Linked DNA regions of Homo sapiens: region 2 is linked to region 1. Evidence: read pairs that join two places in POLR2A ChIA-PET (ENCODE). Cell type or tissue: HepG2. All regions are shown on one strand. Each heading gives the region's core, and the rest is flanking DNA. Links, peaks and the distances in the headings are about the cores only. Region 1 overlaps CRYM (crystallin mu). Region 2 has its middle 59 kb from the start of CRYM.

Region 1 (14,996 bases), core at 10,607-13,106:
CTTCATTGAAGCCTCTGATATGTTTTCTCAAGGTGATAGTATATATTAGGGTTTAGCACTAACATACATTTATTCAACAAATATTTGAGTGTCCACCAAATGCAAGGTTCTGCGCTCAGCATGGGGTAAGCAAAACCAGATACAGTACTTGCCCTCATGTAGTACAGGGTCCAGTGGGGGAGGCAAGATATAGTCCAAAGATCACATCAATAGGCTGGGCGCAGTGGCTCACGCCTGCAATCCCAGCACTTTGGGAGGCTGAGGCAGGCAGATTACCTGAGGTCAGGAGTTCAAGACCAGCCTGACCAACATGGAAAAACCCCATCTGTACTAAAAAAAAAAAAAAAAAAAAAAAAAAAAAAATTAGCTGGGCATGGTGGCAGGTGCCTGTAATCCCAGCTACTTGGGAGGCTGAGGCAAGGGAATTGCTTGAATCCTGGAGGCGGAGGTTACAGTGAGCCAAGATCACACCACTGCACTCCAGCCTGGACAACGAGTGAGACTCAGTCTCCAAAAAAAAAAAAAAAATTCACACCAATAAATATGAAACTACAACGCTGACAAGTGCTGTAAGAGTGTAAAGCAGTATGTCTTGATCTAGCCTGTGGCTGTGTCTCTGTAGGGGATATTTGAGCTGAGATTGAAGGATAATCAGTTACTTGTGAGGGGGAGAGGGGACAAAGCAGCCTAGCATCGTATGGCAAGGAATTAATTCATGCAAAGGCCCTGTGGTTGAAGGAAGTACATGAGCTTGGGAAGCTGCAAGGAAGCCAGTATGGCTGGAAGACAGGAAGTGCAGGGGAACATGGCATGGTGGTATGAGAGACAGCTTTAGAGATAGGAGGGCCAGACCATGCAAGGCCTTGGCAAATGCAAATGAAACAGACTTTCAGACTCTTTAAATGAGAAACCCAGCAGATTCATATACGTGTACTTAATAACCTGCATGCTTAGGAGAAAAGATTGAAGTGCCACTAATGCTGTTTAATAAATCTTATAAACATATGATTAAAAATCGGCTGGGTGCAGTGGCTTACACCTGTAATCCCAGCACTTTTGGAGGCCGAGGCAGGTGGATCACTTGAGGTCAGGAGTTCGAGACCAGCCTGGCCAACATGGCGAAACCCCATCTTTACCAAAAAAAAAAAAAAAAATTAGCCAAGTATGGTGGCACATACCTGTAATCCCAGCTACTCGGGAGGCTGAGGCATGAGAATCGCTTGAACCCAGGAAGCAGAGGTTGCAGTGAGCTGAGATCACACCGCTGCATTCCAGCCTGGGCGACAAAGCGAGACTGTCTCGGAAAAAAAAAAAAATTTTAAAAATATCAATTATCACACTATTACCAGGGCAACAAATTATCAAGTAAGACAACCAATTAGAATTACACATTTAGTTTAGGAAGTTGAAGGTTATTTTTATGGGATACTGTAACAATTTCTGAAGCTCACCTGTACTTTCAAGAATAGATTCATATTAACTGAGAACAGAAGAAAATGGTAACAATTAAGGAAAAAAATCTAATTATCCTTATCAGACAGCAACATAAGATTTCTAGTCTTGTGGATATTATCATTTTGAAACCTTTTCAAATCAGAGACGTTAAACTATATTTTATGGCACAGAATGGTATCTCTCCTTCGGTAGCTGCAGGAGATAAAATTAATTCCTAATATTTCAGAGATGCTGTTTTGCTAGTAATTAGTAGTTAAGAAGACTTTTCACTTTTTAAATATTATACTCCAAAATTCCAGTGAGTAGCATTTTATAAAAGAACAGACCACAGGGAACTCAAAGTTTACTAAATGGAATAGAGAAAAGGCAGAAGAGGGTTTTATTTAATACATATGGTGTCGAGGGCCAAGTGATGTCTTTCCTCTATGCCAGTGGTTCTCCACTGAGCATGAGTTTGCCACCTGCTCCAGAGACATTTAGGAGTGTGCAGACGTTTTTAGTTCCCACAACTTGAAGGGGTGGAAAATGCTACTAACATCTAATGGATAGAAACCAGAGATACTGTTGCACATCCTATAATACACAGGTTGGTGCCCCTCCCCAATAAAGAATTGTCCAGCCCAAATGTTAGTAGTACCGAGGTTGAGAAGCCCAGTGCTACCTCTTGTAGGTCATAGTAGGTATGTACCAGTTCTGTGCAAATAAGACTACCTCTGTCCTCATGGGGCTTAAAGACCTGTAGAAGAAAATCTACAAACAAATAAGTGCTATGGCCTGGTGCATTCTATCAAGGAGGTCAGAAAGGCTTCATTGGAGAGGTGGCACTGGACGTGAGTTGATCACAGAATCCTGCTCTCAAACACAGACACCCTCAGGAGATGCCACAAATGCTAATTCTACATTCGTCTTTAGAGGAAGACAGAGGCAGTGAAAAGATCAACAGAGTTGGCCCAGTGAATATAGCTAGAACCCTGGGAAGGAAGGGCTCACAGAATCCAGGCAGCTCTTAGAAGCAGCTCAGAGCTCTGAGAAGTGGGTATGGCTGAGCATGTACCTGAGATATGAAGAAAGGACATGGGCTTTGGAGTATGGAAGACGTGACTTTAGAGCCACACTGTGCCCTTCAATAGTTGTAAGACCTGGCTAGGTGCGGTGGCTCACGTCTGTAATCCCAGTACTTTGGGAGGCCGAGGTGCACAGATCACCTGAGGTCAGGAGTTTGAGACCAGCCTGGCCAACATGGTGAAACCCCATCTCTATCGAAAATACAAAAATTAGCTGGGTGTTGTGGCGCACACCTATAATCCCAGCTCCACGGGGGGCTGAGGTAGGATAATCACTGGAACCCAGGAGGCAGAGGTTGCAATGAGCCAAGATCGTGCCACTGCACTCCAGCCTAGGCGACAGAGCGAGACTCCATCTCAAAAAAAAAGAAAAGAAAGAAAGAAAGAAAAAGAAATAAATAAATAATTTTAAAAAGTAGTTGTAAGACCCAGAGCAAGTTCACCTTTCTGTTACCAGGGCAACCTCAGTCTCTTCATCTGTAAGAAGAAGATAGTAGGAGTCCCCAACTCGTAGGGTCAATGTCTAGACTAAATGAGATCATGGGGGCAAAGCATTGGCATACATTAGCTGTTCAGTGAAGCCTTCTTCCTTCTTTTCCCACTTGATACGGGGGAAACTAGACACAAAAGGAAATTCTCTTGATTGCCTGCAAGCTCTTGAGGGAGGCAGAAGAGAGGGCAGAAGTCACCTGATACTCAAACCATCTTAGTTTTTTACCCGTCTGCTAGGGTCTCCCTTGACCTTTGCCACTTCATTTCTCTCATATAGTTTCTGAAACCTCCCAGCAGTGAAGTGCTGTGCATCCTTGGGGCTGGGGTCCAGGCCTACAGCCATTATGAGATCTTCACAGAGCAGTTCTCCTTTAAGGAGGTAAGTCCAGGGGTGGGGGTGGGAGAGAAGAGGGAAGGGGGTGGTCCTTGACCTGTCTATACTGCTTCACTGCACCACAGGTTATTCTGAAATAATTAAGTTGTGAGCCCCATCTAGACCATTCTTGTATCTTCATGACTTCCCAGAAGCCCTGATGGAGGGGATGGAGGATAAGAGTCAGGGGAAGATCTGATTACCTGTTTCCAGTCCTCAGTTCAGAGGGCATTTGTCTGAGGATACAGCAAGCTTACTCGGTTAAAAGATTCTATTATATCTCTTGTATACATTCAGTTGTCCTTTTAGCTCCTGTCTATTATGTTTTTCTTAGGAGAATCCAGAGTTTTTAAGTATTCAAGGTTATGGATCAAGAAACTGGGTGGGATGAGACCTGGAGACCAGGAGGCCACAGCCTCTCTCTTTTGCAGTCTCCATACTGGTCCACCTTCCCCCCACTGCGTCTCATGCTTCCCCCTGGGAATTTTTGATGCTATTGTTATTTTATGTGTGTGTATGAAAGGGATGGAGCAGTTTTAAAGTATGATTTAATGATGAAAATAAAACCACTGCCTTGAGAAATATAGACTATTAGGTGAGTGCAAAAGTAATTGCAGTTTTGGCCATGACTTTTTTTTTTTTTTTTTTTTTTGAAATGGAGTCTCGCGCTGTCGCCCAGGCTGGAGTGCAGTGGCATAATCTCGGCTCACTGCAACCTCCATCTCCTGGGTTCAAGTGATTCTTGGGCCTCAGCCTCCCAAGTAGCTTGGATTATAGGCGCCCACTACCACACCTGGCTAATTTTTGTATTTTTAGTAGAGATGGGGTTTCACCATGTTGGCCAGGCTAGTCTGGAACTTCTGACCTCAGGTGATCCACCTGCCTTGTCCTCCCAAAGTTCTGGGATTACAGGCGTGAACCACTGCGCCCAGTTGCCATTACTTTTAATACAAGGAAGAAAACAAAAGAAAAATGCCCTTTCATCTGTTTTCAAAGACAGTTAATGTTTTCTGATCTTCCCTCTTCAGCTTTTTATAACATAGCTTTAGTCACGTTAGATATGCACCATTTTATATCCTCTCTTACTGAATGTTCTAACATCACTTTTCAGGTTATCTAATTTTTGCATAAAATTTGCATAGTCTTCTATCAAGAAGGGTGAAGAGGTTAACCATGCACTTCCGGCCGGGCAAAATGTCCTGTTTTTCACCTTGCTTGGTGAACTTGCTTAGACATAAAGTTTGTTTCCGTATGTATTATATTTCCTTATGAGAAATTCTGTAGGCCTTATTTTCAGTTGACGGGTGACAAGCCCTTGACCCAAACATTGAAACCTGTCAAGCAAGTCGGCAAGTCCCCAGCTCCTGGTGAGGCCGCTGCCCCACCCTCCAACCCCAGCACCTTTCAGGATTCCAGCCGTAGCTACCATTCTTGGCCTTTTCATTGGCTATGCCATTTACCTTCAAACTCGTCTGATCTTGAATTTCCTAAGTATTCTTCACCGATCAAGTTATTCCATGAAAAACATTATCATAAATAATCCTTCATATGAATCTCCCACCCATTACAACTCCTTTACGGGGTCTCAGACATAAAGTGTGAGTTCCACACAGACTTTGCCAGTTATATTTCCATTTTACAGATGTGGAAACTAAGGCTGAATGACATGAAGCAATTTCAGGAAATAGCAGAGTGGAGATTGGTTCCAAGCCTACCTGGCTCCAGAACTTGCTCTGCTAATCATTATGCTATTAATATATAATAGCTATGAAGTTACTGAGGCTGTGCCTCTTGGCCTAGAAGTGAAATACTTCCACTCATTTTAAAAGGGGAAAGTGGTAGAGAACGCTGATTTTCAAATACCTGGCTAGGTGTCTAAGTTAATGCTGTACCCCTGATCAAATGTCCATTCTCCATGGGGAATGATTTAGGAGTGATTTAGATAACCACTGACCCCTATGCCAGAGTAGTTCAACTTTCCCTCCGCATCCCTGGGCTCAGTGTAACATAAGCAGCCAAAAAATGGCGCCAATATCCTTCTTGTTACTCCCAATGAAGGTGAGGATATGGAACCGCACCAAAGAAAATGCAGAGAAGTTTGCAGACACAGTGCAAGGAGAGGTACGGGTCTGTTCTTCGGTCCAGGAGGCTGTGGCAGGTGCAGATGTGATCATCACAGTCACCCTGGCAACAGAGCCCATTTTGTTTGGTGAATGGGTGAAGCCAGGGGCTCACATCAATGGTAAGTAGAGTGGCTCCATAAGGCATGATGGGTGGTGGCCAGGCTCCTCTCTAGACGGGACCAGTCGACTACATTTGCAGAGCCAGTTTATTCATGCAGAATGCCCAAGCTATTTAAGGGCCTTGAAAACATGTGAGATTGAAAAAAACAATATTTGGCTGGGTGCAGTGGCTCATGCCTGTAATCCCAGCACTTTGGGAGACTGAGGCAGGTGGATTGCTTGAGGCCAGGAGTTTAAGACTAACCTGGTCAACATGGCAAAACCCCGTCTCTACTAAAAATACAAAAGTTAGCCAGGCATGGTGGCTTGCACCTGTAGTCCCAGCTACTCATGAGGCTGAGGCATGAGAATGGCTTGAACCCAGGAGGCAGAGGTTGCAGTGAGCCAAGATTGTGCCACTGCACTTTAGCCTGGGCAACAGAGAGAGACTCTGTCTTAAAAAACAAACAAACAATATTTGCTCCAAGAAATGTAAAAGGGAAATTACAAACCTGAAACTAAAGAATATTTAATGTTCTATAAAATGTAAGTTTTTTTTCTTTTTTTGGGACAGGGTCTCACTCTGTCGCTCAGGCTGGAGTGCAGTGGCGAGATCTCAGCTCACTGCAACCTCTGCCTCCTGGGTTCAAGCGATTCTCCCACTTCAGCCTCCCGAGTAGCTGGGACTACAGGCATGTGCCACCATGCCCAGCTAATTTTTTGTAATTTTTGGTAGAGACAAGGTTTCACCATGTTGGCCAGGCTGGTCTCGAACTCCTGGCCTCAAGCACTCTACCCACTTCAGCCTCCCAAAGTGCTGCGACTGATTACAAGTATGAGCCACTACGCCTGACCATAACATGTAAAATTATGGCAAATGGTAATTCACAGCTCAATTCTAAAATGTGATGAAATTTAAATCAGAAAGGCCAAATGAGTCACTTTTTCTTAACACTAAGAATTATAAACCTTTAAATTTCTTTTGTACTGTAATTTTTTATGTGACATGTATATGCTTTTTAATATGTGTGATAGGATGAGGGGCAGGAGAGGGGGCTCTAGACATGAGGGTGCCTGGGGCCTCTGTAGACCTTCAGATGGCCCTGGGTGTTATAGCAAGAGCTGGTCTACATCTAATACTACTGCAGGTGCTGTCATGAATTCTTTGTATAATTCTTTGTATATTAAATGACATTATTCTATGTATAATGTCATTTAATACTTATAACCAACTTATGAGGCAGGAACTATTATCATAAACATTTTATAGGGGGATGAACCAAGGCATGGAGAAATTATATAACTTTTCCAAAGTCACAAGTTTTTGTTTGTTTGTTTGTTTGTTTGTTTGAGATGGAGTCTCACTCTGTCACCCAGGCTGGAGTGCAGTGGCATGATCTCAGCTCACTGCAACCTCCACCTCCCATGTTAAGTGACTCTCCTGCCTCAGCCTGCCGAGTAGCTGAGATTACAGACACACGCCACCATGCCAGCTAATTTTTTTGTATTTTTAGTAGAGATGGGGTTTCACCACATTGTCCAGGCTGGTCTCGAACTCCTGACCTCAAATGATCCACCCGCCTCAGCCTCCCAAAGTGCTGGGATTACAGGCGTGAGCCACTGTGCCAAGCCCAAAATCAGAGGTTCTTGATGGCAGAGCTGGGATTTGAACGGAGGCACTCTATCCTCAGAGTCCAAGCTTTAAATGATACTCATGATTGCCTTCCAACAGGAAGACTGGATTCTGGTGAGCAGAGCAGGCAAATTTTAGAGGATTTAAAGATGGTCTTGGTGCCCTGTGTTTTAGTGACAAGCACATGGTGTGAACTCAGAAGCTAAGAGCTTTGCACACGTGGGCAGATGAGCCGGCGAGAGCCAAGTCAAATGATGACGCATTCAATCATACATGCTGACTGAATCTCTACCGTGTGCCAGGCACTATTCTAGATGCCAGGGATGCCACAATAACCAGGCAGTCAAGGTCACTGGTTTCATGGTGGTTAATTTCAGTGAGGAGAGATAGACAACAAACAAACACATAGAGGAACTAGATCGTTCTGGCTAAAGATGAGACCGGAAAGAACAAGGCCCTGGGTGATAGAGGCTGGTGGTGGAGGTGGAAGGTAGAAGCAGAGAGAGGTGTTTTCAATAGGGTTATCTGAGAAGCTCTCTAAGATGTGTTTTTTGAGCTGTGACCTGAATGAGGAGGAAGAGCAGCCATGCCAAGAGCTGAAGGAAAGGCATTCAGGGTAGAGGGCACAGCAGATGCAAAGGCCTTGAGTGTGGAAGCGAACATGGCGTGTTTGAGGAATGGATCAAAGTAATTTGAAAGTCTCAGGCTGCATGGGACTGGTGGTCAGACTGGGTCCAGGGAATGGGTAAGAGGTAAGTCAGGGCTGAGTTTATGGACAATAAGACCATTTCTGGAAGGACCTGGGAAATCAAAAGGAACCAGTTCATGGTGAAATGGGTTTCCAAGGCTGCATCTTCAGAAAGATGGACTTGATTTTTTTTTCAGCTTAAAACAACACATTATTATCATCTCACAGTTCCCGTGGTTCAGGAGACTGGGTGTGGGTAGCTGGATCCTCTGTGCAAAGTCTCACAAAAAAGAAATTGGGCAACATCCGGGCTGCAATCTCATCTCATGCTCGGGGGTCCTCTTCCAGGCTCCCATGGTGTGGCAGGATTCAGTTCCTTACACTGGAGGATGGGGGGAGCCCCTTTCCTTGGGGCCATTCTCAGCTCCCAGAGATGACCCAAATTTCCCACCATATGGACTCTCCATCCTCACATCCAGCCACAGACAATCTCCCTTATGTTGGATCCCTCTCTCACTTGGAATCATTCTCCAGGAAGGGCTGACTTGATTTTGAGTCAAGGCATCTCTTCTGTTTTCCTGGCCCAGGGACAAAATTGGTTTATGTGTTCACAGAGGCAACACATACATTTAAGAAAAATGTGTCACAAGCGCAGACAACAGGGAAATACCAACAACAGATTTTACTTAGTTTACAGCTCAGCGGAGGGACAGGCCCAGTTCCACCCTGCCCCATGCCTCCCTCCTCCTGCCCCCACACCCTGTCAAGCCTGTCTGCGACCCTCACTCATTTAGCCCCATCACAACCAAGCCAGAGCCTTGTTTGAGTCAGGCTTCTCTCTCTTTACTGCCTGGCCCACCTCCATCCGCCTGAGTGACCTCACACAACCCTTTGAGAACTCGCCCGGCTCATAAGCAGTGGTTGTGCAGGGGAAATAGTCCAGTGAGAAGGAGTGGCCTGAGAAACGGGGGTTTTGTTCCCACCAGCTTATGATTTATTTACAAGCTTCCTTAAGCTAGTGCTTTTGTTCTATAGAACTCTCCGCACAAACAACCTTCAAGATGGACATTTTTACACAACTCTCTTTGGAAATTAGAATGAGGGAGAACAGAACGGGAGGGAACAAAGGGAGAAAACGGGGCGGCAGTGGAAGAAGGCATATAAATGCTGTCTTATATTTGTATAAGGCTTTATAGCAGTTTTCAAAGACTAGCCAGCCAGGGGCTGGATCCAGCCAGCAGATGTGTTTGGTTTGGACCATAGAGTAATCTAAAACTCAAGGAGTGACATATGCAAATAGATTTCCTGTTTCTCTTCTAAGAAAACAACTGGGGCATATCTGGTAACAGTGGATCTACATTCACACGTGGTAATGATTAGCTGGAGCTGAACAATGACTGTCCCCTTCGGAAGGGCCTGCTGGCTTCCCCGCCCCTCAGTCTCCACCACATCTAATCCAGTCCCTCTGACCAGCTTTGTTCATTTTCATTACCTCCCTGGCCTTGCAGGCATTTGGTGGCAGCCTCTGCATTCTCCTGTGTCCTGGTGCCAGGGGGCGTGACACCTTGGATTCATCATTCTGGTCCTGGACTCCATAGAGGATGTGACAGTTCAGGGCCAGGACGGAGCCAGTTTTCTTTCTGACGAGACTTCTCCATGACCCTGACACTGAGTTTTTGTTGTTGTTGTTTTTTTTCTTTTGTCATGAGTTAAGAGAGAACCGGGGGTGAGGAGAGGGAAAGGGGCATAGTGGCAGGCGTCTGTGGTCCCAACAGTTTGGGAGGCTGAGGCGGGAGGATCACTTGAGCTCAGGAGTTTGAGGCTGTGGTGAGTTTTTGTTTGTTTGTTTTTTGAGATGGAGTCTCACTCTGTCGCCTGGTTTGGAGCACAGTGGCGCAGTCTTGGCTCGCTGCAACCTCCAACTCCCAGGTTCAAGAGATTCTCCTGCCTCAGCCTCCCAGGTAGCTGGGATTACAGGCGTGTGCTACCATGCCCAGATAATTTTTGTATTTCAGTAGAGACAGGGTTTCACCATGTTGGCCAGGCTGGTCTTGAACTCCTGACCTCAAGTGAACCACCCACCTCAGCCTTCCAGAGTGTTAGGATTACAGGCATGAGCCACTGCACCCAGCCTGTGGTGAGTTCTGATTGCACCACTACACTCCAGCCTGGGCAACAGAGTGAGACCCTCTCTCCAAAAAGAAAAAAATAGATATTAAAAGAACTGGTTGAGGGTGAGGAATGGGAATGATGGAGATCAAGAGGAGAGTGAGGTGTGAATAAGCACCAAGTGATGTCTCTGTTTCGGGATTTTTGTGAGGAAGGTGTTCCTGTTAAGCAGAAGAGGTGTGAGCGCCTAGGTGCTCTCTCAGACCTGGATTCACCCATCAGATCCTTAACCTTGGCAAACACCTTCACTTCTTTGAGCCTCCATTCGTGCATCTGTTAAGTGAGAACCAGACTTTGAAATGTACTTGCGAGAACCATAAATAGTACGTGCAAAACATCCCACAGAGAGTAGACACCCTGTAAATGAATGCTATGTCGTCTCAAAATCTTTTAGCAATGAGGTGGGATATAGAATAGAAAGGCAAAATGGTAGGTAGTTTTTTTTGTTTGTTTGTTTGTTTTTTTGAGATGGAGCCTCACTCTGTTGCCCAGGCTGGAGTGCAGTGGCATGATCTTGGCTCACTGCAACCTCCGCCTCCCAGGTTTAAGCAATTCTCATGCCTCAGCCTCCAGAGTAGCAAAGACTACAGGTGTGAGCCACCACGCCTGGATAATTTTTTGTATTTTTAGTAGACACAGGGTTTCACCATGTTGGCCAGGCTAGTCTCAAACTCCTGGCTTCAAGTGATCTGCCTGCCTCAGCCTCCCAAAGTGCTGGGATTACAGGTGTGAGCCACCACACCTGGCCTATTTCTTAATAAGTATTTCGTCCTACTGATTGGGAGAGCATGGCCTGGGGAATGAGGGGGTATTTTGAATCTGAGTGTGTTCACGAGTCCTTTGTTCACCTCTCTCCTGTGCTTTGGGCTTCTTAGCAGCCTTTGGCACTAATCCTGGGCTTAAGGTCTGTTTTGCTGTCTCTTAGCTGTTGGAGCCAGCAGACCTGACTGGAGAGAACTGGATGATGAGCTCATGAAAGAAGCTGTGCTGTACGTGGATTCCCAGGAGGCTGCCCTGAAGGAGTCTGGAGATGTCCTGCTGTCAGGGGTGAGGCCCTTCTGACCCCAGTCAGGGCTGCCACCTGGCTGGCCTCACCTGGATCCCAGGGTTTCATTAACTTCCCTTCCAGTTTGGTCTGCTCCAGACCTCAGCCACCCCACCTCCTTGTAGGGGAAGGAGCTCCTAAACATTTTGCAACCCTCTTTAATTCCATTCCAGAAAAATATGGGCATTATGGGTGGTGACATGTGTGTTCCTGGAAGGAGAAGCTCAGTGGATTTTATTTTTTTGCTGGGCTGTCCTCTAAAGAAGTGGGATTGGAAGCTTCTTGCAGCCTGGAAACCTTCCCAATGTGGCCAACATGATAAGACTGTGTTGCCCACCTTCTGGCCTCATTTTACGGTTATAATCAGCATAAAACAAGAAGGGAGCTGCTGGCATGCATGTTCAGATAACAGCATGTCTATTTCCTCACTGACACAATGATCTTGGCAGGACAGCTCCCTGAGCACCAACTCGAATCTCTGTGTTTATGGTATCACAAAAGCAAATGCCACCCCAAAAGGATTTCGGGGCCAGCCTCCTCCCTAATATCATTCAGTGTACAAAGGATCTCTCTCTTTTTTTTTTTTTTTTTAATCAAATTTATCTCTTATCCAATTCAGGAATTCCCTGGGCTGGCTTCAAAAGCCAACCCTGCACAGACTTTAGCTTCATGCCTGGGTCAGCGTATGTTTGTTTCCTAGGCCGAGATCTTTGCTGAGCTGGGAGAAGTGATTAAGGGAGTGAAACCAGCCCACTGTGAGAAGACCACCGTGTTCAAGTCTTTGGGTAAGATCCATTGCTCCCTGGGCACAAATCCAACTAGCGCACAAGGCAGGTTCACCCATTGGTGGAAAGAGCAATGAGTCACCAGACTCTGCAGCTGAATCATTGTGCTCCATCATTCAGGTCAATTATTTACATGGTTTAGCCTAGTGCTAAGCCCATGAACTCTGGAACTGAGCAGTCCTGGGTCAGAGTCCCTTCCCCGCCACTCAAAGGCAGGTGTCCTTAGGCAAGTGATCTGACCTCTGTAGGCCTCAGTTTCCTCACCACCTGTTACCATTGAGGATTAGGTGGGATTTGCATATAAAATGAATCAGTTCGGTGCAGATCTTGATGAAATTCAGAAGGTACCCTTCAGAGGTGGAGGGGGCAGGGGACAAAGATGTTAAAAGACAGGAACCTTAAGGGAAATGGCAGAGACCCAACCTGAAAGAGTCAGATGGAAAGTATAGCCTAAGCCCTGTTCATTCCCTCCTTCCCTACTCTCCCACTTGCTGCTTTGAGGAGGGCTTCCATGGGGAGCCCCCTACCACCTGAGTTGTATGGGGTACCTTATAGAAGCCCAACAAAGGGTGGGCTCCCAGTGGCCAGTCTGTCCCTTGCCCCAGGTCCTCTTCCACCCTATGAGATTGAAGGAAACAGAAGTACATGGGAACAGGCTGAGCTCGGTGGCTCACGCCTGTAATCCCAACACTTTGGGAGGCCAAGGTGGGCAGATCACTTGAGCTAAGGAGTTTGAGACCAGCCTGGCCAACATGGTGAAACTCCATCTCTACTAAAAATACAAAAATTAGCCAGGCGTGGTGGTGCACATCTGCAATCCCAGCTACTTGGGAGGTTGAGGCAGGAGAATCACTTGAACCCGGAAGGTGGAGGTTGTAGTGAGCTGACATCGTGCACTCCAGCCTGGGCAACAGAGCAAGACTCCATCTCAAAAAATAAATAAATAAAGTACATGGGAACAGAGCTGATACACCTAAAACACTGAAATACTCCCAAACTGGTTGGTAAACAGTTGCTATCCTGAGCCCCTCGAGAGTGCCCTCTGTCCCCCTCTCATGACCTTCCATACTTCGTGATCAAGCAGCAAAAGAGTAAATGCCTGGCAGAGCATCAGGAGCGCTCTGGCCACCCAGAGCCCATGCCATTGGTTAAGTATCCATGCCTTGCAGGTTGGTAAATGTCTTTAAAATCTCTCATGCACTGGAAGACAAAGGCAATACAATTTTATCTGGAGCCTGGTTCAAAGACATCACATGGATCCAGTTTTGTCTGAAAACTTCAAAGGTCATGGCAGATCAGAGGTCAGCCAGCCCTTACTTAAGGAGCCAAAATGCTGCAGAAACTTGTTCTGTCCTTTTTGGCAATTTTTGCTTTCTTACTTTTGGGGATCAGTTTATTGGTGCATTGTTTCATCTAACAGATGCGTATCAAGCACCTAATTATCTGTGCTGGGTGCAGAGGTTAAGGTATCTACCAAAATTACAAGACAAAGGGGAGATATCAAAGGATGCAGCATTCAAACTGGACCAAGCGTCAGAAAACTACAGTCCTGGGGCCAGACCTGCTCTGCTGCCTGCTTTTGTGTGGCCTATGAGCTAGAAATGGTTTTTAGATTTTCAAATGAATGGGGGGAGAAAATATTTCATGATGTCTGAAAATGATACAAAATTCAAGCTTCAGTCCCATCAATAATTTCACTGGAACACAGCCCACAGCCAGGCTCTTTTGTTTACCTGTTGGCTGTGTTTTCTACTCTAAAGGCAGAGTTGAATAATTGTAATAGAGACCCTGTGGCCCACAAAGCCTAAAGGATTTACTGTCTGACCCTTTTTGAAAAGTTTGTTCAGGCCAGGCGTGGTGGCTCATGCCTGTAAGCCCAGCACTTTGGGAGGCCGAGGTGGGCGGATCGCCTGAGGTCAGGAGTTTGAAACTAGCCTGGTCAACATGGTGAAACCCTGTCTCTACTAAAAATACAAAAAAAAAAAAAATTAGCCAGGCATGGTGGCATGCACCTGTAATCCCAGCTACTCAGGAGGCTGAGGCAGGAGAATCACTTGATCCTGGGAGGCAGAGTTTGCAGTGAGCCAAAATCGCGCCACTGCACTTCAGCCTGGGCAACAGAGCGAGACTCCATCTCGAAAAAAAAAAAAATTAAAAAAAAAAATTTGCTCAGCCCTGAGCTAGATTTAGAAAGATGCACAATTTGTTGGTGGGTGTTTCTTACTATCATATTCTCTGCCCCTTTGCAGACAATTGAAGCCTGAGCTCATCTCTGGGTATCAGTCCCTGTTATTCCAATAGGCATTGGCAACATGGACATGTATCAGGAAACTTCCAGCCATGGGGCCTGGGTTGTTTCAAGAAAAGTTGTTTTGACCAAAGGCGAACCAAATTTCTGTCTATTCTAGGAATGGCAGTGGAAGACACAGTTGCAGCCAAACTCATCTATGATTCCTGGTCATCTGGTAAATAAAACAAAGGAACTTGATGTTGAGATGGATGCTTGAGGAATATTGCTGCTGGTTCTCATAATTTCTAGAGTAAATGAGGGAGTCCAGTCCCCAGTGAACTCTCCTTTTGTGCTTATCATGTTTTACCTTAAATGCTGAGATCCTCATTTATGTTTGTAGTTGGAAAGCAAAGCTAGGTAGCCATTTCTTCTGTTCTACCAAGTTATAATAGCATTCATTTCCCTTTATATTTCCCTGAAATAAAGCACATTCCAATTGTGCAGTGTTTGCTTCGGTAACTTCTATTACTATCACAAGGAAACTGAGAGGGATCAGATGCTCCCATTTACTCCCTGGGGGAGCTACACTGGCTATAATGAAACTTCTTTTTTATGTATTTATTTAGTAGTTACAACTCACATACTCTAAGATCCACTAGTTTAAACTATACAATTCAGTAGTGTTTTTTTTTTTTTTTTTTTGGATGGAGTTTCACTCTTGTTGCCCAGGCTGGAGTGCGATGGCATGATCTCGGCTCACTGCAACCTCTGCCTCCTGGGTTCAAGTGATTCTCCTGCCTTAGCCTCACGAGTAGCTGAGATTACAGGTGCCACGCCACC
Region 2 (14,996 bases), core at 8,254-10,753, 73 kb before region 1:
TTTCTCTCCTTGCTATGTTCCTTTTTTCCTTTAAATTCCTGAATGTAATTTTAATAGATTTCAATGTCCTGGTCAGTTAATTCCAGACAGGGTCCCTTCCTATTTACTGATTTTCTGATCATAGGTCACAATCTCCTGCTTCCTGGTACTCTGGACTAGATACCGGAGATTGTGAATTTTACTTTGTTGGGTGTCTAGGTTTTGCTGTCTTTCTTTTAAAAGTGTTGTTACTTGTGATTTAATGTGATCTTTCTCAGGCTCTCTTAAGCTCTGCCTTTATTCTAGGGACAGTTTAGCCTGCCAGTAGGCATGGCCAGCTAGTGCAGTGACTGATCACTGAGGACTCTGGCTAGTGGGAATCCAACCACCACCCAGCCTGGGGTGAGCTTAGGAGCCATTGAGCTCATGCCTGCCTTGGAATCCCCCAAACACCCAAGAAGGTCCCCGTGTAACCCTCTGCTCTTAAGAACTTGATTCCACAACTTTCTGCTGCCTCAGCCTCTCTCAACTCCAACCCATCTCCTCCATGCAGTGATGTAGCTATCTCTGCCTGGCATCTCCCTGTCCCCTCCTCTCATGTTCCTTCTCTCAGGATCACGGTCCTGTGCTGTTGCTTGTCTAATGTCTTAGGACAGCCGATTCACAGATTTTTGTCCAGATTTCAATGGCAAGAGAATTCAATCTGGTTCCTGCTACTGTGCCTGACAGAAATTGTGCCTGACAGAAATCTCCTCTCCTTGACTTTTTTTTTTTTTTTTTTTTTTTTTTTTGAGACAGAGTCTTGCTCTGTAGCCCAGGCTGGAGTGCAGTGGCGTGATCTAGGCTCACTGTAAGCTCCGCCTCCCAGGTTCACGCCATTCTCCTGCCTCAGCCCCCCGAGTAGCTGGGACTACAGGCGCCCGCCATCACGCCCGGCTAATTTTTTTGACATTTTTAGTAGAGATGGGGTTTTACCGTGTTAGCCAGGATGGTCTCGATCTCCTGACCTCTTGATCTGCCCACCTTGGCCTCCCAAAGTGCTGGGATTACACATGTGAGCCACAGCACCCGGCTTTTTTTTTTTTTTTTTTTTTTTTTGAGATATAGTCTCGCTCTGTCACCCAGGCTACAGTGCGGTGGCATAATCTCAGCTCACTGCAACCTCTACCTCCTGGATTCAAGCAATTCTCCTGCCTCAGCCTCCCAAGTAGCTGGGATTAGAGGCATGTGCCACCACACCTGGCTAAGTTTTGTATTTTTAGTAGAGACGGGGTTTCACCATGTTGTCCAGGCTGATCTCGAACTGCTGACCTCAGGTGATCAGTTTGCCTCAGCCTCCCAAAGTGCTGGGATTACAGGCATGAGCCACCACGCCTGGGCTCCCTGACTTTTAAACAACATTTTTTACAACTATAAAATTAATGCAGTGCTTATTGGAAATAACTGAGAAACTACAATAAAAGACAAAGGGAAAAATAAAAATTATCCTACTACCTAGAGATAGGCACTGTAAAAATGATCACACATAAATTTTTAATCAACTTCCACATATACCTATATATTTGCAATAAAAATGGTATCATGCCATAAGTATAGTCCTCACATCGCTCTCTGCTGCCCAGCTATGAATATTCAAGAGCAGAAGTCAAGTCATGAGCAATATTCCTACAGCCACATTTCAATAGCCACAGGTTACGCTGCTACATGGTATTTCAGTGAATGCCCCTAACCCACACCCTAGGACTGCTACCTCTCTCAAGTCCCAAGGCAGAATTCCTCATTGTAGTAGAAAGGCCACTGTACTCCAGCCTCAGCAACATAGCAAGACTCTGTCTCAAAAAAAAAAAAAAAAAAAAAAAATTAGGAGATATTAGAAATTGCCAGATTAGCAAAAGCTAAGAAAATTTGCTAATACACCTGCCCTATAATATAGTTCTTTCAGCTGAATGAAAGGACATTAGATGGTAACATGAAGTCACATGAAAAAATAAAGAGCTCCAGTGAAGGTAACTACATAGGCAGATATAAAAGCCAGTGTTATGATAATGGTTTCTTTTTCCTTCTATATGATTTAAAAGATAAATGCATAAAATAATGATAAACATGTTAATAGGCACACAATATAAAGATGTAATTTGCAAAAATACCAACACAAAGAGGGGCTGAAGCTTGACAGAAGAGCTTTTGTATAGTATTAAAGCTAAATTGTTATTAACCCAAATTAAATTGTTTAAGATACTAATTGTAAAATCCAAATTATCCCCTCAGAGAAGAACTAGAAAATATACAGAAAAGGAAATTAGATGGGACTCAAAATGGAAGCTATGAGAGAAAAAAGATATGACATATATAAAACAAATACCAAAACGGCAGATGTCAGTTCTGTATTTTTTTTTTTTTTTTTGAGATGGAGTCTCGCTCTGTCACCCAGGTTGGAATGCAGTGGCACGATCTTGGCTCACTGCAACCTCTGCCTCCCAGGTTCAAGCAGTTCTTCTGCCTCAGCCTCCTGAATAGCTGGGATTTCAGGCACGTATCACCACGCCCAGCTAATTTTTGTATTTTTAGTAAAGACAGGGTTTCACCATGTTGGTCAGGCTGGTCTCGAACTCCTGACCTTGTGATGTGTCTGCCTCAGCCTCCCAAACTGCTGGGATTACAGGTGTGAGCCACCACGCCCGGCCAATGTTCTGTATTATTATCTTCAATAAAAGGCAAGGGTGGCAGAATGGATTTTTTAAAAATGATTCAAATATACAAACTGGTTGAAAGTGAAAGGATGGAAAAAGATACTCCATGAAAATAACAAAAAGAGATCAGGGTGGTTATATGAATATCAGACAAAATAGACTTTAAGTAAAAATATTGTCAGAAAATTTCAATAACTATAAAAAATCAGAATGCGCTAACAGTTACAGAAGAGGAGACACACATGACTCATATTAGTAACACACAGCTTCATTAACAATTGGGAAATGTAGATTTAAATTGCTATGCGATAACATTTCATATCCCTAATTTGGCACAATTAAAAGCTTGGCAATTCTAAATATTGGCAAGAATATGGAGCATGAGGAATTCTCATCTCCTTCTAGTGAGGCTGTAAATTCATAAAACACTTTGCATGTGAGCCCTCAATGGGAAAAGAAATGATTTTTCTTGGTCTTTGTATATTAGACATGGTACAAGTTCAGATATCCACATTTTTCTTTTTTTTTTTTTTGAGACGGACTCTTACTCTGTTGCCCAGGCTGGAGTGCAGTGGCACGATCTCGGGTCACTGCAACCTCCACCTCCCAGGTTCAGGTGACTCTCCTGCCTCAGCCTCCTGAGTAACTGGGATTACAGGTGCCCACCACCACACATGGCTAATTTTTGTATTTTCAATAGAGACGGAGTTTCACCATGCTGGCCAGGTTGGTATCGAAGTCCTGACCTCAAGTGATCCACCCACCTCAGCCTCCCAAAGTGCTGGGATTACAAGTGTGAGCCACCATGCCCAGTCACAGATATCCAAAAATGTTAACAAATGAATGAATGTATAGCTGCATCCACTGACTTGACTTCCTATTCATTCCCATCTTCAAATCCTTCACAAACCTACCTTGATTGAAGCATAGCATTTCCAGGCCTATCTCAACCTGCAATATCTTTTTTTTTTTTTTTTTTTTTTTGATGTTGTCTCGCTCTGTCCCCCAGGCTGGAGTGCAGTGGCGTGATCTCGGCTCACTGCAAGCTCCGCCTCCCGGGTTCACGCCATTCTCCTGCCTCAGCCTCCCGAGTAGCTGGGACTACAGGCGCCCGCCACCATGCCTGGCTAATTTTTTTTGTATTTTTAGTAGAGACGAGGTTTCACCATGTTAGCCAGGATGGTCTCGATTTCCTGACCTCGTGATCTGCCCGCCTCGGCCTCCCAAAGTGCTGGGATTACAGGCATGAGCCACCGCGCCCGGCCTCGACCTGGAATATCTTAATCCATTTTTTTTTTTTTAAATGTGTACACTATGCTTTGTTAATTTTCATTGTTCTCTGCATGTCTTCTTATGGTGGTTCATTTTATGTGCCAACTTGACTCTCCATGGAGTATACAGATTAAACATTATTTCTGGGTGTGTCTGTGAGGAGGTTGCCAAATGAGATAAGCATTTGAATCAGTGGACTCAGTAAAGCAGATGGTCCTCCCCAATGTGGGCAGGCATCATCCAATCTGTTGAGGGCCTGAAAAGAACAAAAGGGTGGAGGAAGGGGGAATTTGCTCTCATTTCTTCCTTGTTGCCTTCTTGACTGGGACATTAGTCTGTTCCAGCCTTTGAACTGGGATTTACACCACCACCTCCCCTGGTTCTCAGGCCTTCAGAGTCAGACTGGAATTATACCACTGGTTTTCCTGGGTCCCCAGTTGTACTCTGCAAATCATGTGACCCTGACTAATGTATTTTATAAACTACTTTTTGTGCATATAATATTCATGTCCCCAAGGTCAATATTAGCTCTGTGGGGCAGACAGTATATTTCAGATACATAGGCTGGGCACGGTGGCTCATGCCTGTAATCCCAGCACTTTGTGGGGCTGAGACAGGTGGATCACCTGAGGTCAGGAGTTCAAGACCAGCCTGGCCAACATGGTGAAACCCCGTCTCTACTAAAAATACAAAAATTAGCCGGGCATGGTGCCAGGCGCCTGTAGTCCCAGCTACTCGGGAGGATGAGGCAGGAGAATCGCTTGAACCCGGGAGGTGGAGGTGGCAGTGAGCCGAGATTGAGCCACTGCACTCCAGCCTGGGCCACAGAGTGAGACTCTGTCTCAAAACAAACAAACAAAACAGAAAAGAAAGCAAAACAAAAACACACAAATACACAGAAGACACACAATGAGGATCTATTAATTAAGTGCAAGAACCCTTTCTTTCATTGAAGTAGCACTGCCATTTTCTTTCTCTTCACATATATCACTCTCATCATCAGATACTAGCATACATCAGTCCCTCCAATGGAATATACAGAAGCCATCTCCATCTCAACCCTTCCTGCTGGAAGGGTTGGACAAATACCATACATGAAGTAGCAGCTAAAGGTTAGAAAGAACACACAGACATGATCTTATTTTGGTTTTTGTCTTTTTTCACATGTATCCTGTGCTACATTAATTGTCATTGCTCTCTTCATTCCCTTCCAAATCATTTCACGTGTACATGATATTTGTCTTTTCGGTTAGAGTGTGTAAACAGAGGCTGTAGATGAGTTGGCAGCTAAAGTGTAGTTACTGAGAATATTTCACCACTGGAATCTCAGACTCACCTCTACTGAAGAAAGTGCTAACCATAAAGCTGAAGCATATTGTGGCGATGGCATAAAACAGCAAAAAGATAAAGATAAGCGTTGGGTCACTGCTTTGGATGACTGGTGCAGGTTCAACCTAGCAAAACAATTAGGAAACCAGTTTAGTCATGCTGTAAGCGGTATCACACCAAAACCAAAGAGGAAAAATGAAACATCCATAAGTGTTTTAATAGTCTTAGTGAAACTGATGACTCTGCTTAGTGAGATGGAGAGTTAACAATTTATTTCCTACAGATGGCCCATCCCTCTAGGTCTAAAGTTTTGTTTGCTGAGAGACTAAGCAGTCTCTGAGTTTCCACTGTGAAGTCAACAAAAGCCACATTTTCATCCCCTAGAAACCCGAGGCCCATCTGGCCCCACACCATGTTTCTACTTTCCCTCTCAAAGTTTATCCACAACATGCTGCAGCCAAATAGACACTTGCCTTGACAAAGAAAATTATGCACATAAAAATGATGATAATAAAATACAAAGAGAGGAACGTGAAGAAATAGGCTGCCCAGAGCATCCAATTACTGACTCCTATCATGAGCTGGTACTCCTGTGGGAGAGTTGACAGAAATCGAATATCATGTAAAATAATACATCCATACAGTGCCTTAGAGTTTTCAGAATACATTCACAAATATTATCTAGTTTAACGTCTACAATTAAAATGGGTTAAATAATGAGTATTATCATCTCCATTAATCTATCCATAAAGGATAGAATCAGGGCTCAGAAAGTCAAGAAGCTTCATCAAAATGAGTCAGCTAGTGAGTGGCAGTACTGTGATTCTTAAAAGCCCAGAGATCATCTCCCCAGTAATTCACCTTATATTGTTAAGACATGAAAAACACTTAAATGAAGCTATAAACCACTTATATTAACATCTCTTTTCTTTTTATGTACTCACCCAGAAGGTATTTAAAAAATTTAAATACATTTTAATTCACTCACAATGGTTAGAAACAAACATTAAAAATAAGATAAAAAGGAAGAAAAAGCTCACAAAATTTTAGCAATAATCTTTATGAACTATCCATTTTCTTTAGAGGTAGTTGTTTATAGATATATGTGGTATTTCAAGTTTTAACAAAAAAACTTGAATATAATGTATAAGTCTGATAAAAGATTCAAATAAGTGATATAAGTTTTCAGAGGCTATTTTAAATATTTTTACTGAGTTTTATTGATATGTCAATATTAAATTCTATGGCTTTAGTCTGTATAAGGGCAGATATCTGTATCTGCCTGGCACATAGAAGGTGTTTAATAAATGTTTGCTGAATAAATGAATGAATGAATGTGAGAATCTTTGGAAATGCATATTTTTCAAAGTTTTAAAAAATGAATACAGGACCATGTTATTACTTATAGGGGACAAAAATAGAGAGATAAAGTGTCTCTTTTAAGTTTTCTAGGGATCAGTGCTAGAACCAGACTTAACAAACAATTTTTCAATTTGTTCAATTTTAATTGAACAATTAAAATGACAAAGTATATTTAACAAAAGAAGTGCAAGAGTTCTACACAGAAAACTATAAGAAAGAAATGGAAAGAAATTAAATCATAGTAAATGGAAAGATGCCTCACTTACATGATCAGAAGACTCCATATTGTTAAGATGGTAATACCCCTCAATTTGTCCTACAGATTGAATACGATTCCTTTCAAAATCTCTGTGGTTATTTTACATAGATTGACAAGCATATCTTTTTTCTTTTCTTTTTTTTTTTTTTTTTTGAGACACAGTCTTGCTGTCACCTAGGCTGGAGTGCAGTGGTGCAATCTCGGCTCACTGCAACCTCCGCCTCCTGGGTTCAAGATCAATAAGGAAACAGAGAGAGCCCATTTAACCTAACATACACAGAGCATGCCACCCAACAAAAACAGAACACAGATTTTTCTCAAGTGTGCACAGAACATATCCAGGGTAAACCATGTTACTCCACAAAACAAATTTTATTACATTTAAAAAGACTGAAATCATACAAAGTATATTTTCTTATCACAAAGGAATAAAACTAGAAAACAATAGCAAAAGGAAAACTGGAAAATACATAAATATGTGGAAATTAAGCAAAACACTCTTAACCAACCAAAAGATAAATGAAGAAATCAGAAGAAAATGTAGCAACTGCCTTGAGACAAATAAAAACAAAACCACAACATACTAAAACTTGTGAGATGCAGTGAAAGCAGTACTCAGAGGGAAATTTATAGCTGTAAATACCTACGTTAAAGAAAAATAAAAATTTCAAATAAATAACCTAACTTTACACCTTAAGGAATTAGACAAGTAAAGTATACATAAATTTAGCAGAAAAAAGGAATTGAGATAAATAGAGAATAGGTAAATAATAGAGAAATTCAACAAAACCAAAACTTAATAATTTGAAAAGATCAACAAATTGACAAACTTTTAGCCGGACTAAGAAAAATTGAGAAGACTCAAATAACTAAAACCAGAAATGAAAGTGAGAGCATTACTTATGATTTTACAGAAATAAAAAGGATGATCTCAGAGTACTATGAACAACTGCATGCCAAAATATTGAATAACATAGATGAAACGAATGAATTTGTAGGAACATACAACTACCAAGCCTGAGTCATGGAGAAATACAAAATCTGAACTGACTTATAACTAGTAAGGACATAAAATCAGTAATCAAACCACTCAGCAAAGAACAATCCTGCACCAGAGGGCTTTACCAGTGAATTCTACCAAATATTTAAAGAAGAATAAACAATAATCCTTTTCAAACTCTTCCAGAAAACTGAAATGGAGGTAACACTTTCTAACTCATTTTATGAGACCAGGATTACCCTGATAGCAAAGCCAGGCAAAAACATGACAAGGAAAGATTATGAATATTGATGAAAAGTTCCTCAACAGAAATATTAGCAACTAAAATTCACCAGCATTTTAAAAGGGTTATATATCATGACCAAGGAGGATTTACTCCTTGAGTACAAAGAGGATTCAACAAACAAAATCAATTAATTTAATGCACCACATGCAGAGAAGAATGGAAAAAACACATAATCATCTCAATCAATGCAGAAAAATATTAACTTTTTTAAATGATAAAATACTCAATACACTAGAAATAGAAGGACATTTCCTCAACATAATAAAGGCCATATATAAAAATCTGCAGCTGACATCATAGTCTTTCACCAATGATCAGGAGAAAGACAAATATGCCTGCTTTTTCCATGGGCTAGAAATTTAAGTTCTAGCCAGAAAAATTAGGCAAGAAAAATAAAAGCCATTCAAATTGGAAAGAAAGAAGTAAAAACATCTCTGTAGATGACACGATCTTAGTCATACTTACACACAAAAAATAAATTCAGCAAAATTGTAGGATACAAAATCAACACACAAAAATTATTTGCATTTCTATATACTAACAACAGACAATCCAAAATGAAAATTAAGAAAACAATCTTATTTACAATAGCATGGAAACGAATACAATACTTAGGAATAAACAACAATGGAGACGAAAGATTTGCACAAGAAAAACCACAAAATATTGCTGAAAGAAACGAAGGCAAATATACATTAAAAACATCTCATGTGTTTTAAAATGTAGATTTTATCATTACTCAAGTATACTGAAGCCAACAGATCAGGAGACAATTGCCATTGAAAAAACAGAAATAATGATCCATTACTGGGTATATAGCCAAAGGATTATAAATCCTTCTACTATAAAGACACATGCACACGTATGTTTATTGAGGCACTGTTCACAATAGTGAAGACTTGGAACCAATGCAAATGTCCATCAAGGATAGACTGGATAAAGAAAATGTGGCAGGTGGATCATTCCAAGATGGCCAAATAGGAACAGCTCCGGTCTACAGCTCCCAGCATGATCAATGCGGAAGACGGGTGATTTCTGAATTTCCAACTGAGGTACTTGGTTTATCTCACTGGGACTGGTTGGACAGTGGGTGCAGCTCACGGAGTGTGAGCCAAAGCAGGGCAGGGCATCACGTCACCTGGGAAGCGCAAGGGGTTGGGGGATTTCCCTTTCCTAGCCAAGGGAAGCCGTGACAGATGGACAGACGGTACCTGGAATATCGGGACACTCCCGCCATAACACTGTGCTTTTCCAACAGTCTTAGCAAACGGCACACCAGGAGATTATATCCCACACATGGCTCAGTAGGTCCCATGCCCACGGAGCATTGCTCACTGCTAGCACAGCAGTCCGAGATCAAACTGTGAGGTGGCAGCCAAGCTGCAGGAGGGGCGTCTGCCATTGCTGAGGCTTGACCAGGTAAACAAAGCGGCTGGGAAGTTTGAACTGGGTGGAGCCCACCACAGCTCGAGGCCTGCCTGCCTCTGTAGACTCCACCTCTGGGGGCAAGGCTTAGCTGAACAAAAGGCAGTAGAAACTTCTGCAGACTTAAATGTCCCTGTCTGACAGCTCTGAAGAGAGCAGTGGTTCTCCCAGCATGGAGTTTGAGCTCTAAAAATGGACAGACTGCCTCCTCAAGTGGGTCTCTGACCTCCTCAGTAGCCTAACTGGGAGACATCTCCCAGTAGGGGCCTACAGACACCTCATATAGCAGGGTGCCCCTCTGAGATGAAGCTTCCAGAGGAAGGATCAGGCAGCAATATTTGCTGTTCTGCAATATTTGCTGTTCTGCAGCCTCCGCTGGTGACACGCAGGCAAACAGGGTCTGGAGAGGACCTCCAGCAAACTCCAACAGACCTGCAGCTGAGGGTCCTAACTGTTAGAAGGAAAACTAACAAACAGAAAGGAATAGCATCAACATCAACAAAAAGGACATCCACACCAAAACCCCATCTGTATGTCACCATCATCAAAGACCAAAGGTAGATAAAACCACAAAGATGGGGAGAAACCAGAGCAGAAAAGCTGAAAATTCTAAAAATCAGAGTGACTCTTCTCCTCCAAAGGACTGTAGCTCCTCGCCAGCAACGGAACAAAGCTGGACGGAGAATGACTTTGACGAGATGACAGAAGTAGGCTTCAAAAACTTGGTAATAACAAACTTCTCCGAGCTAAAGGAGGACATTCGAACCCATCGCAAGGAAGCTAAAAACCTTGAAAAAAGATTAGATGAATGGCTAACTAGAATAAACAGTGTAGAGACCTTAAATGACCTGATGGAGCTGAAAACCATGGCACGAGAACTACGTGACACATGCACAAGCTTCAGTAGCTGAATTCGTTCAAGTGGAAGAAAGGGTATCAGTGATTGAGTATCGAATGAAATGAAGCAAGAAGAGAACTTTACAGAAAAAAGAGTAAAAAGAAACAAACAAAGCCTCCAAGAAATATGGGACTATGTGAAAAGAGCAAATCTACGTTTGATTGGTGTATCTGAAAGTGATGGGGAGAATGGCACCAAGTTGGAAAACACTCTTCAGGATGTTATCCAGGAGAACTTCCCCAACCTAGCAAGGCAGGCCAACATTCAAATTCAGGAAATACAGAGAACACCAAAAGATACTCCTTGAGAAGAGCAACCCCAAGACACATAATTATCAGATTCACCAAGGTTGAAATGAAGGAAAGAATGTTAAGGGCAGCCAGAAACAAAGGTCAGGTTGCCCACAAAGGGAAGCCCATCAGACTAATAGCAAAACTCTCCGCAGAAACTCTCTCTATAAGCCAGAAGAGAGTGGGGGCCAATATTCAACATTCTTAAAGAAAAGAATTTTCAACCAAGAATTTAATATCTAGCCAAACTAAGCTTCATAAGTGAAGGAGAAATAAAATCCTTTATTGACAAGCAAATGCTGAGAGATTTTGTCACCACCAGGCCTGCCTTACAAGAGCTCCTGAAGGAAGCACTAAACATGGAAGGGAACAACCAGTACCAGCGACTGCAAAAACATGCCAAATTATAAAGACCATCAGTGCTAGGAAAAAACTGCATCAACTAACGAGCAAAATAACATCATAATGACAGGATCAAATTCACACACAATATTAACCTTAAATGTAAATGGGCTAAATGTCCCAATTAAAAGACACAGACTGGCAAATTGGATAAACAGTCAAGACCCATCAGTATGCTGTATTCAGGAGACCCATCTCATGTGCAGAGACACACATAGGCTCAAAATAAAGGGATGGAGGAAGATCTACCAAGAAAATGGAAAACAAAAAAAGGCAGGGGTTGCAATCCTAGTCTCTGAAAAAACAGACTTTAAACCAACAAAGATCACAAGAGACAAAGAAGGCCATTACATAATGGTAAAGGGATCAATTCAACAAGAAGAGCTAACTATCCTAAATATATATGCACCCAATACAGGAGCACCTAGATTCATAGAGCAAGTCCTTAGGGACCTACAAAGAAACTTAGACTCCCACACAATAATAATGAGAGACTTTAACAACCCACTGTCAATATTAGACAGATTAACAAGACAGAAGGTTAACAAGGATATCCAGGACTTGAACTCAGCTCTGCACCAAGCAGACCTAATAGACATCTACAGAACTCTCCACCCCAAATCAACAGATTATACATCCTTCTTAGCACCACATTGTACTTATTACAAAATTGACCACATAATTGGAAGTAAAGCACTCCTCAGCAAATGTAAAAGAATAGAAATCACAACAAACTGTCTCTCAGACCACAGGGCAATCACATTAGAACTCAGGATTAAGAAACTCACTAAAAACTGCAAACTACGTGGAAACTGAACAAGCTGCTCCTGAGTGACTACTGGGTACATAACAAAATGAAGGCAGAAATAAAGATGTTCTTTGAAACCAATGAGAATGAAGACACACATACCAGAATCTCTGGGACACATTTAAAGCAGTGTGTAGAGGGAAATTTATAGCACTAAATGCCCACAAGAGAACGCAGGAAAGATCTAAAATTGACACCCTAACATCACAATTAAAAGAACTAGACAAGCAAGAGCAAACACATTCAAAAGCTAGCAGAAGGCAAGAAATAACTAAGATCAGAGCAGAACTGAAGGAGATAGAGACACAAAAAACCTTTCAAAAAATCAATGAATCCAGGAGCTGGTTTTTTGAAAAGATCAACAAAATTGATAGACCACTAGCAAGACTAATAAAGAAGAAAAGAGAGAAGAATCAAATAGACACAATAAAAAATGATAAAGGGGATATCACCACTAATCCCACAGAAATACAAACTACCATCAGAGAATACTATAAACACCTCTATGCAAATAAACTAGAAAATCTAGAAGAAATGGATACATTCCTGCACACATACACCCTCCCAAGACTAAACCAGGAAGAAGTTGAATCCCTAAATAGACCAATAACAGGCTCTGAAATTGAGGCAATAATTAATAGCTTACCAACCAAAAAAAGTCCAGGACCAGATGGATTCACAGCCGAATTCTACCAGAGGTACAAAGAGGAGCTGGTACCATTCCTTCTGAAACTATTCCAATCAACAGAAAAAGAGGGACTCCTCCCTAACTCATTTTATGAGGCCAGCATCATCCTGATACCAAAGCCTGGCAGAGACACAACAAAAAAAGAGAATTTTAGACCAATATCCCTGATGAACATCAATGCGAAAATCCTCAGTAAAATACTGGCAAACCAAATCCAGCAGCACATCAAAAAGCGTATCCAGCACAATCAGTTTGGCTTTATCCCTGGGATGCAAGGCTGGTTCAGCATATGCAAACCAATATACATAATCCATCACATAAAGAGAACCAGTGACAAAAACCACATGATTATCTCAGTAGATGGAGAAAAGGCGTTTGACAAAATTCAACAGTACTTCATGCTAAAAACTCTCAATAAACTAGGTATTGACGGAACGTACCTCAAAAAAATAAGAGCTATTTATGACAAACCCACAGCCAATATCATACTGAATGGGCAAAAACTGGAAGCATTCCCTTTGAAAACGGGCACAAGACAAGGATGCCCTCTCTCACCACTCCTATTCAACATAGGGTTGGAAGTTCTGGCCAGGGTAATCAGGCAAGAGAAAGAAATAAAGGGTATTCAATTAGGAAAAGAGGAAGTCAAATTGTCCCTGTTTGCAGATGACATGATTGTGTATTTAGAAAACCCTATTGTCTCAGCCCAAAATCTCCTTAAGCTGATAAGCAACTTCAGCAAAGTCTCAGGATACAAAATCAATGTGAAAAAATCACAAGCATTCCTATACACCAATAACTGACAAACAGAGAGCCAAATCATGAGTGAACTCCCATTCACAATTGCTTCAAAGAGAATAAAATACCTAGGAATCCAACTTACAAGGGATGTGAAGGACCTCTTCAAGGAGAACTACAAACCACTGCTCAATGAAATAAAAGAGGACACAAACAAATGGAAGAACATTCCATGCTCATGGATAGGAAGAAACAATATCGTGAAAATGGTCATACTGCTCAAGGTAATTTATAGATTCAACACCATCCCCATCAAGCTACCAATGACTTTCATCACAGAATTGGAAAAAACTACTTTACAGTTCATATAGAACCAAAAAAGAGCCCGCATCGCCGAGACAGTCCTAAGCCAAAAGAACAAAGCTGGATGCATCATGCTACCTGACTTCAAACTATACTACAAGGCTGCAGTAGCCAAACAGCATGGTACTGGCACCAAAACAGATATGTAGACTAATGGAACAGAACAGAGGCCTCAGAAATAACACCACACATCTACAACCATCTGATCTTTGACAAACCTGACAAAAACAAGAAATGGGGAAAGGATTCCCTGTTTAATAAATGGTGCTGGGAAAACTGGCTAGCCATAGGTAGAAAGCTGAAACTGGATCCTTTCCTTACACCTTATACAAAAATTAATTCAAGATGGATTAAAGACTTAAATGTTAGACCTAAAACCATAAAAACCCTAGAAGAAAACTTAGGCAATACCATTCAGGACATAGGCATGGGCAGGGACTTCATGACTAAAACACCAAAAGCAATGGCAACAAAAGCCAAAATAGACAAATGGGATCTAATTAAACTAAAGAGCTTCTGCACAGCAAAAGAAACTACCATCAGAGTGAACAAGCAACCTACAGAATGGGAGAAAAGTTTTGCAACCTACCTATCTGCCAAAGGGCTAATATCCAGAATCTACAAAGAACTCAAAAAAATTTATAAGAAAAAATAAACAACCCCATCAAAAAGTGGGCAAAGGATATGAACAGATGCTTCTCAAAAGAAGACATCTATGCAGCCAATAGACACATGAAAAAATGCTCATCATCACTGGTCATCAGAGAAATGCAAATCAAAACCACAATGAGATACCATCTCACACCAGTTAGAATGGCGATCATTAAAAAGTCAGGAAATAACAGATGCTGGAGAGGATGTGGAGAAATAGGAATGCTTTTACACTGTTGGTGGGAATGTAAATTATCTCAACCATTGTGGAAGACAGTGTGGTGATTCCTGAAGGATCTAGAACTAGAAATACCATTTGATTCAGCAATCCCATTACTGGATATATACCCAAAGGTTTATAAATCATGCTACTATAAAGACACATACACACGTATGTGAATTGCAGCACTATTCACAATAGCAAAGACTTGGAACCAACCCAAATGTCCATCAATGATAGACTGGATTAAGAAAATATGGCACATATACACCATGGAATACTATGCAGCCATAAAAAAGTATGAGTTCATGTCCTTTGCAGGGACATGGATGAAGC

The links. Peaks named below come from ENCODE experiments on the same cell type or tissue, not always from the same donor. Only the 100,000 strongest peaks of a DNase experiment are listed, where the experiment ranks them.
Region 2: POLR2A ChIA-PET joins it to region 1 with 6 read pairs; 3 of 35 experiments call an interaction of 5 or more read pairs at or near these places.

The regions. Positions count from the first base shown.
Region 1 is chr16:21,258,184-21,273,179 of GRCh38, reverse strand. It overlaps CRYM (crystallin mu), which reads left to right. Exons shown (of 8, transcript NM_001376256.1): 4 at 3,289-3,390; 5 at 5,443-5,626; 6 at 11,022-11,143; 7 at 11,842-11,926; 8 at 14,335-14,659. The coding sequence ends at 14,399. Among named protein-coding and RNA genes, the nearest start is that of CRYM, 13 kb to the left of the region's middle. RefSeq lists an enhancer at 9,099-9,158. In HepG2, for the core only: no CTCF peak of the experiment used is centred there; a DNase peak (open chromatin) is centred at 12,019; H3K4me3 peaks cover 297 bases.
Region 2 is chr16:21,329,320-21,344,315 of GRCh38, reverse strand. No RefSeq gene overlaps it. Among named protein-coding and RNA genes, the nearest start is that of CRYM, 59 kb to the right of the region's middle. In HepG2, for the core only: no CTCF peak of the experiment used is centred there; a DNase peak (open chromatin) is centred at 9,625; H3K4me3 peaks cover 1,072 bases.